2 separate regions of the Mus musculus genome follow, and region 1 is linked to region 2. The links are chromatin contacts, found by Hi-C or POLR2A ChIA-PET in ENCODE. All regions are on one chromosome and are shown on one strand. The core of a region is the stretch at or near the end of the contact, and the rest is flanking DNA. Distances in the headings are between cores, read along the strand shown. Region 1 holds the start of Tatdn1 (TatD DNase domain containing 1). Region 2 holds the start of Rnf139 (ring finger protein 139).

Region 1 (4,311 bases), core at 1,026-3,525, 45 kb before region 2:
ACAACCTTTGCAGGTTCATTCGATAGGCACTCATTGGCGACTACCACAGGTCCTCTCATCTTCTGCTAGATCACCCGTGCCATCTCCAGGATTTGGCACAGCATCTAGCAAAAGATGGGAAGACCCGTGTCGCTGTCAGACAAGACCCAAGAAAACAAAACAAAATACCCATCCAGACCACCAAGTCATGAGAGGGAGCCTCTCTAGACTACTGCTAAACGAGCTGTATAGTCTGGGAGAGTTACTTAATGGAAAGGCTGACATACACATTTCAAGAGCATATATACAAAAGTACACTTCACAAAGTGGTTGGCAGGTTTCAAGTTCTCAGTGATACAACAGTCATTACACCAAAAAAAAAAAAAAAAAATTTACAAAAAGCAGTGTCCAATAAGGTCCAATGTATGAGGATGTGTGTTAGAGGCAGAAGGGGAACTAGGGAACCCTTGAGGTCACCTAGACAGCTGAATTGCTAGTAATGTCATTAGCTGGAAATTTGAGAATATAATCAGCATGAGGAATTAAAAAAAAAAAAAGCTTGGTTTTAAAGAATTTGGATAAACTCAGTTTAGTAGATAGCAGATGACCTCATAGACAACTAGAAATACAGCTAATTCAAGCACCAACACTGAGGACATCCTAAGGAGACACAGTGCCTAAGACAGAGCCTTAGGCGGAACCAGTGAATGTCCTAGAAGACAAATGAGGGCTAGGGGGATGTGGCTCAGTAGGTAAAGTACCATGCAAGCATTAGGACCGAGTTTGGAGTCCTAAAACCCACGTAAAGCTAGACATGGGAGCACACATCAGTGGTCCCAGCACCCCTCCTCAGGACGACAGGATGTGACAGATGCCCACAAGTTTACAGGCCAGCTGGCCTAGCATGCCAGCAGTGCTGTCCCAACAAGGAGGAAGGCAAGGTTGTCACACAGGTGATATCAACACGGGTTTTTTTGTTTGTTTTGTTTTAAGGGAACTGATGCGGACAAGGACTAAGAAAAGATGTCAGCTTTCAAATCTGTTAGTGCTGTCATAGTAGCTAGTTTGATTATTCCCTCCATGAATATGAGCCCTAATATCTCCAACTGTACTATAACACTGTCTGGATTCTTGAAGTCTTAACTTCTTCAGTAACACTGTTCCTTCTGAGTTTCCCCGTCACGTTCCCCGTTAATCCATGGGATTGCAGCTCAAAATCAAGGGTTAACTGTCATTTATTTGCCATCCAGAATGGACGCTGAATTGCAAATTCTGTTAAATAAATAAGAAAAACTTAGGAAAGAAGCTAGCAACTGTTCAGCATTGTACACTGCACCAGCCTGCATAACAAAGAGATGTAACCACAAACTTGTATCCTAGGATTCCAGGGTTACCCTCTGCAGGTCTTACAGGGTTACTTGATTTTCCATCTTTTTCTTGGAAGTCCTCCTTGTGGGATTAGGTTTTAGGGTAAGAGTGTAGCGGTATGGGACTTACACATCTTCGGTTGTCACTGCCCCTTGCATTTCTTTTAGGTCATGAAAGTCTACACGTTTTAACACTATATTGTTGTTTGTTTGTTTGTAAGAAGGGTATTTTTTTTTTTTTGGCCTAGCCTCAAACTCATAATGTAATGGAGAATATCTGTCTCCCCCAACATATGCCACCGTATGAGACTTAACGAGAAGACTAGTAACAATGGTTAAAGAAATAAAATGACGTAGGAGGTGGAATAGAATGAGCCTGCTTATCTGTAAAATCAGGCTAAAATAATCACTAATATCTGAGTTACTCTGCAAACTAAAGATAATGGACAAATTACTGTTAAGGTTAGGGACGACAGAGTCATAAAAACGTTAGCTTTAGATCCATGACAATGACAGTCCTAGGTACTTTTTATTTCTTCATGCAACTTTCTACGCTGGGTCCTGGTTGCGCCCCACACAATCATCTCCGCCAGATCAAGCAGAGAGGACTGCATCGGGACCCGGGTTCAAGGGCGGGCTCCCTTCACTGTGTCCCCCAAGTCCTTGATCAGCCTGGCCCACGGGGCCCCTCGGCTTCCGTCCCCGAGCCCCGGGTCCCCTCTCCCCACCTGTGGATACACCATGACTCGAGGTGGCGCAGCGCGCGCTTATACAGCCGCAGCACCTTCTGCTGGTGGGTCAGGTAGGCCGGGGGAGCGCAGAACGCCATAGCGTCCGGCTCACCTTCAGCGGCCGCCGCGGGGGCTGCCGGGAACCCGGAAGCGGGCGGTTGTGAGGCGGAACCGGAAGGACGAGCGTGCTCTGAGCCACTTCCGCTTTTCCCTGGGAGGAGCCTGCCGCGCCGTCATGAGTCTCTTCAAGTTCGTGGGTAAGGGCAGGTTTGTCTTGGTCGTGAGCCTCGCTGACAGTCCCGGGTCCCCTTTTCGCGGCATGGCCTTTCCAGGGCACGGAAGATGCCCGGAGGCCTCGCGTGCTGGCAATGACTGATCTGGTTCTTGCTGGAGGATGGTTTCCCTAGTGCATGTTCATTTATGAGCATTCCCGGGCAATGAATCATTGTGACTTGTGCTTTTTTTGTGTGTGTTTAATTCAACTGGAAAGAGAGGAATAGGTGTGGGGTGTGCTTCAGCCGTAGACTGATCGCCTAGCATGGGCTAGTCCCCGAGTCCTCCCATCTCTCAAAAAGCACCGCCCCCCAAGCCAATCACTTTTCTTCTGTCTTTCGTGAACTCTTCTACATGGCCGGCCTGACAGTCCCTCCAAGGTACCGGTTCACTCAGTCATCCCTTCATACCACAGACAACTCTGGGAGGCTTGACATTGAGTCCCGGGAATGTGGCCAAGTCCTGCTCACAGGCCATCTAGACATAAACGGGAGTCCTCAGACGGGAGGGGGTGGCAAATTGTGTCGCCTCGCAAGTTCCACGATCCATCCGACAGCTGGAGAGTGCGGCAAGGATTCAAAATGGGGGACATTGTAAGAGTCAGGGTTGGAAGGATAACTTGGAACCCTAAAGTCTCGATTACTTAAATTTCACTTCTATTGGGAGTGGCGTTCCAATGAAGGCTTTTCAGCAAATCTTTGAGTGCCAGTTGTACGGAAAGAGTCTTGCCTTCTGGGATACCGATGTGGGTAGTCTCAGTATGAACCTCGTCGTTGTGGACTTTCCCTGCTATTTAAGGGTGGGAAGTGACAGGGAGGAGGTTACCCTGATAGTCGTTTTGTAGATTTTGTGGCAGATAAGGGGACGAATGTAAGTATTTCAGGTTTTGCAAACAGGGAAAAGAATAGAAAAAGAGAAATGGGATGGTTGTGCATAGCATTTAGCACTGACTGTTCATGCCTGTTGTGGGAAGTGAAGACCCAAAGATGGCAGGTTAAGAAATACCTAGGCCATCTGGATCTAATAGATTAGGTCCATTCGTGAGTTAAAGGACATCCAAATAGAGACATCCTCCGAGCACTCAAAAGTGGAATCAGGAGAGTGGTTAAGGTTATACAGTAAAATCTGAGAGACACCTTAAGCAATATATTTTCCCAAGACACTGTATTTAAATATGGAGTTGTGAGAAATCTAGTCGTGAGTTAGTTTCCACACCAGAGACGTGAGGCCTATGGCCAGTCAAAGCAAACGTGGGGAGAATGTTAGCAGGTTTTTCAAAAACTCTGTGAGAAAGCCTGAAGTGAAGGTTAGGTGTTCTGGGTTCTTGATGTGATGTGCTAGGAAGTGGTATGTCCTGGAGAGGGCACAAGAGCCCTCACTCCTCACCTCATACTGTCTGTCCCTGTTCCTGGTTGTTAAGAGTCTACGCTGGGCGTTTCCAGGTTCGTGGTTGCTTATCCAAAGAACTAAAGAGAAGGGCTCACACAGACTTACAGAATAAGTGAGGAAACCTTATTTTGTGGAGCAATAATATATATTAAAAAGCGGAATGAAGGGTTTTTGTTGTTGTTTTTGAGACGGGGTTGCTCTGTAGTTCTGGCTGTCCTGAACTCACTCTGTAGACCAGGCTGGCCTCGAACACAGAAATCCACCTGCCTCTGCCTCCCAAGTGCTGGGATTAAAGGCGTGCGCCACCATTGCCCAGTTGGAATGAAGGTTTGTTACTTGCAATGTTATAATACAATTTAAAATATATTTAATGTTGTGGATCTGAGAGTGTGGCAGAGAATGCAGTTTTGGGTTTTTTTTTTTCCTTTTTGTCTTATACCTTGTTATTTGAAAGCAGACTTAGTATATAAACAACTCAGTGTGTCCATGCCTCAATAAAGTTTTATGGACATTGAATATTAAACTTAAAAGTTGATTTATTTTAGCCATATGGGAGTGGGTATGTGTGCAGA
Region 2 (4,552 bases), core at 837-3,336:
TTGTGTTATAAAACTTTTATCAAACTGTTACCATGTTGAACATGGAATTTGGGGTAACGTCAATCAGTGTTCATGGGCCACAGTCAATCAGATTTGGTTTCAGAATAAGCTATCTCTTATCCCATTTGAGATGAGTTGTGTTTTTATGTTGACAATACCATCATTGTTTTTATAAAGGTAGAGAAAACAAAACTACAGACTCGTGAAATGGAGCTCTTCCTGAAATTCTCAAATACAAAACTTCTGTGAAGAAATAAAGTATAAGGAGTGGGCGGGGGAACACTGACTTTCTTAAATGTTTTTACCGTAAGTGACTTAAGAAAACTCCTTTCTATAAATCTACCTAGTGTCGAGTACTCCAACAGGAAATGCATTAAATCCTCAGGTCCCCCCAAAGTTGCCAGAATCTGCGGTTATTATGCCATGAAGACATTCAAGGCAGTGGCTGTATGTACTATCTCTGAGATGACTATGCAGACTCCTCTCGAACACAGAGAATGGTGGAAGTGGCTTTAATAAAGAAGAGCAGAACGACTAACTTGTATCCCCAGTAGATGACACTAAGCCCTGTGCTTGAAGAGTATCACCACCACTTTTTCTTTCTTGTTAACTTTAAGGTGAGCACTGCGGGGTCACAGCGCTGGGTACTGCATCTCCGCACACTGAGGAAGAACAAAAGGGAACCATCCCTGAACACCAGAAGCCTTTCTAACGCTCTGGCAAACACCAGCTGTGCACCAGAAACCAAACACCTAACTTCTCCAACCTCATTTCCTCACCTGTAAAGTCTAAATAACACGATCCACCTTTGAGGAGTGACCGACGGATTAGGTAAAACCTGTGAGAATGCTTTCTAGCAGACAAATGTAGAAGAGTTACTGCCAAGAACAAAACTGCTTCTTTATTGACGCTCCTTTTCTGGGAGAATAAGGCAGCAGAGGCGCTCGCACTTCTCAAGGTCTTGGTCAGGACCTCACTACCAGGTACCCGCACCCCCAACCTTTCAATAGCAAGAACCCACCTAAAAACTCATCGTAATGATCTCATCAACAAAACCTGCCAAGCTGTAATTATCTGGAAAAGATCTCTTTATGTGTTTCTCACTTCTGGTATGTAGCACAGAGAGAAATAGAAAGTGAAATATAAAATACTTTTAGCACTCAATCCATATGAAATGAAGACTGATCTTTCTAGTCTCCCACAGATGTCTCATCACCCTGGGATGGTAAGCTTTCATAGTCACATCCAACACCTTATTATTTACTCATAGAAAGAGTTTAGGGGTTCGTTGTAAGTATAACCTTCCTCGCGGTGACTTTTGGAAATGGTTTCAAGGACTGACATTCATGGCTTGAGTGGCCATTTACCTCAAGTACTTCACGATCCGGTGGACTCCAAGACACAGAAGTGACAACGTATTCTGCACTGTGAAATGGGTAGACAGGGGGCTCAAGCTCTGGCTCAAGTCCAAGGTCACACACGGCGAGACCCGGAGAGCTGTTTTTCCAGGGCTGTCGCATAGGACGCTGGAAGCCAGCAGTCATTCCCCAAGAGAAACAGCAGACAGACAGCCGCATGCTCACACAGCCGTGCTTTCTCCTCGCCCATCCAGGTGCCAACCGAGCAGGGCACAGACCCGCCAGCACCACTCAGCTGTCAACGCTGGCACGAGTACCACGGGTCCCCGCACCCCCGCCAAAAGGCCCTCTGGGGAACCAGACCGTGGTTCCCCAAGCCGCGTGCCACCAGTGCCCTGCCGTTCCCGTCGGCCTGGGAGAGGGCACGCCTCGGCCAGCGGGCTAGCCCTACGCCGTCCTTACCAAGGAGCCGGAGAAAGATCTGAAGCCCGATGCAGAACCGGCTTTGGCTGGAATCGTAGTAGGAGTTGAAGATGGCGTCGATGATGTAGAGGCAGGGCACCCGGAGCGCCACTTCGAGCGCCGCCCAGACCTGCTGCTGGGCCATCCGCACCTGCTGCTGCGGGGGCCCCACCGCCGCCATGAGCCGCTGCCACACCGGGGCTGGGCGGGCCGGGCCAGGCAGGGCGGCGCGGGGGAGGCCCGGGGCCGCGGCCGGGGCGGGCGCCGACGAAAGTGGCTCCGCCCCCGGCCGCCTCCTGTCCTGTGTCCCGGCCCGGCCCGCCCCGCCGCCCGCTCGCGTCCCTCGGTGGAGCAGGGGGCGGCGGCAGCGGCTGCCGGGAGGCCTCGGGGCGTCGGTGTTTCCGGCCGGCTAGGGTCTGGCTCCTCCTCCCTCCAGCGCCTCCCCCGCCAGCGGAGCCACCATCTTGACCCCGCCTGCCTCGGCCGTTGCTGCCGTTGCGAGGCCCCCGAGGCGGCGCCCGCGGTCACTCGAGAACGCGGAGCCGGCGCCGCGGCCCTGCGTCACAATCCGGCGCGCCGCGCAGCGTCAGCACGCGGGGCCCGGCGAGCCTCGAGCGTTGCCATGGTCCCCGCCCGCTTCGGCTCGCCTAGCCTCGCCTCGCCTCGCCGCGGGGTGGCGCTCGCGTCGCCGGCCCGCCGCGTCCCAGCGCCCGAGCGCCTGTGAGTGGCTGCCCCTCGGTGTTGGCGTGCCCCGAGCGTGGGATGCTGGGCTACTGCGCACCGACAGTGTTAAATGTCTAGTAGAGCCCAGTGAGTGTCCCTTGAACTCGCCTCGTCCTGCTTGGGAGATGAAAAGCTGGAGGACGCCGCCCTGCCTACCTGCCTCTCCCCACCCAGAGGCCAGGCCTGAGGAATGGCAGGGGAAATAACCTGCGAGGCTGCACAGGGCGATCCCAGCCAGACTTGGCACTGGCCTTGAGTTGTTAGGTGTTGCCAAGAAAAACACACTCGCATCTGTTTACACATCTCCCTCCCTGTCCCCGTGGACGGTCATGCACATTTTATTAATGGCTTCGGAGCCTGACTTACGAGCAAGAACCCAGAACTCTCTGAGGTCTTTGATTTATCCTTGTCCTGGATAAATCCTTAATCAGAGTTGAGCGCATTCTTTCGCCGCTCTTTCTTGCCTATCAGTGGAATTGGTATGACCTGGCTGTTGTTTCTCTGTTCCTTCTCCAGCAAAGGAAGAGAGTAAGGTCAGAGGCTGAACTGTAGACTTAGCTGTTTTGGTTTAAGGAACACAAAATCGCAAACCAGGAAGCCTGGTTGACTTGGGCTCCTAGCTCAAAGCGCACAAGCCAGTTTACAGCAGGACTCTAGAAGTTGGACCTCCCTTCCCACTCCACCCCACACCCGCACAGGGAGGAGGTCTGTAAATAAAATTATCAGACTTTAACAGAACCCTTTTGGGGGAAGGTGTTTGGAGCAGGAAGATGGCACCTCCACCCAGTTTTGTGGTTTGGGCTTTGTTTGCTCACTTTCCCCTCTTCCATCTGTATACGAGGCACTGTAGGCCCCGGTTTTCTTTTACCAAAGCCTCTATATCAGCTATTACGATAGGCATTTGCTCTACCTGTTTTATCAAGGTTGAGACTGGTTTAGATAAAACGAATTGCAAGATCACAAAGGTGCTAACAGGTGGGACTGTGTATGCCCCAGACCAACAAGAATCAAAACCAGAGTTTGAACCTAATGGTATCTTAAAGCTTAAAACTTCGGTTTGTTTTGCTTCTTTCACCCACAGCCAAATTCTGTAACTGAGTCCTATCCTTCCTATAGCCGCTGTCACCATCCTAACTCAAGACCTTTCTCTGGTTTATTTTATTTTTTAAAAGACCACCAGATGGTTACCTTTTCAGATCTACTCTAGAAACTCTGGGTAACTTTCCTAAACTGCATGGCTAGAGACTAACCTTGTGGCTATGACAACGTCCCCAGAGGAAGGCAACCTTAGTGAAAGAATGACACAATCTTACATAGGGAACCTCAGGGATTAAATTAGCTACTCATCCCTCTCTTATTATGCCCCCAGTGTAATTAAAGTCAAAAGAGTGAAGCTCTTACAGAGAAGAGGGTCCAGAAACACTAAAGTAAAAATGTGATAGGAGAGAGGGGGAGAATTGTATTATTACCATTCAAAAATAGAGAATAAAATATGATCTGAAAGTACAAACTAATACGCATCTATCTTGTCTGTTATGACAATATTCACACTGACACACAAGCAATATACACAGAATACCTGTGTTCAAAGATAACACTCATTAATGAGTCAAAAGCCTTTTGTCTGTCATTAATTATTCAAATGCTTCTTAGTAGCTTTTTTTTTTTTTTTTTTCTTAAAATCTGGGTCTCAAGTCAGCTTGGAACTAGCTACATAGATCAGGCTGGCCTCAAATGCTTTCTATACACCCACCTGTGTTTGCCTCCCAAGTTCTGGTACTTTAAAAGTAGGGTGTATAAAACTTATGTTAGCTTCTCTCTGGATATCCATCAGTCAAGCCTTGTCAGGCAAAGGAAAAAAATAGACTAGGCTGTCAGAAGGAAATTTACTAGTGTACCCTGGCTTCCTTAGGTGGAGGGAGCAATCAGGGACAAGTACTTGAGCCTCCCTCCTTCCCCACCCCTTCCAAGGTCTTCTGTATTTCCTACCAATGGATGATGCCAATTTC

Evidence for each region. A loop is a pair of places that touch in the nucleus more often than their neighbours do. ChIA-PET counts read pairs that join two places held with the same protein, here RNA polymerase II (POLR2A).
Region 1: a map of gastrocnemius shows a loop between it and region 2 (9-fold over the local background). The contact joins the promoter of Tatdn1 here to the promoter of Rnf139 in region 2. A Hi-C loop is called at or near these places in 13 of 37 maps with a recorded cell type or tissue (CH12.LX, T-helper 1 cell, T-helper 17 cell and 5 more). POLR2A ChIA-PET finds 5 or more read pairs at or near these places in 3 of 5 experiments (Patski and embryonic stem cell).

Annotation. Positions count from the first base shown.
Region 1 is chr15:58,931,702-58,936,012 of GRCm38, reverse strand. It overlaps Tatdn1 (TatD DNase domain containing 1), which reads left to right and starts at 2,275. Exons shown (of 12, transcript NM_001368428.1): 1 at 2,275-2,334. The coding sequence starts at 2,313. Ndufb9 (NADH:ubiquinone oxidoreductase subunit B9) reads right to left here and starts at 2,212. Exons shown (of 4, transcript NM_023172.4): 1 at 2,075-2,212. The coding sequence starts at 2,175. It overlaps Gm36559 (a long non-coding RNA gene), which reads left to right and starts at 2,737. Exons shown (of 2, transcript XR_875364.2): 1 at 2,737-4,311.
Region 2 is chr15:58,886,763-58,891,314 of GRCm38, reverse strand. It overlaps Rnf139 (ring finger protein 139), which reads right to left and starts at 2,086. Exons shown (of 2, transcript NM_175226.4): 1 at 1,821-2,086. The coding sequence starts at 2,001. It also overlaps a transcript of Tatdn1 not described here.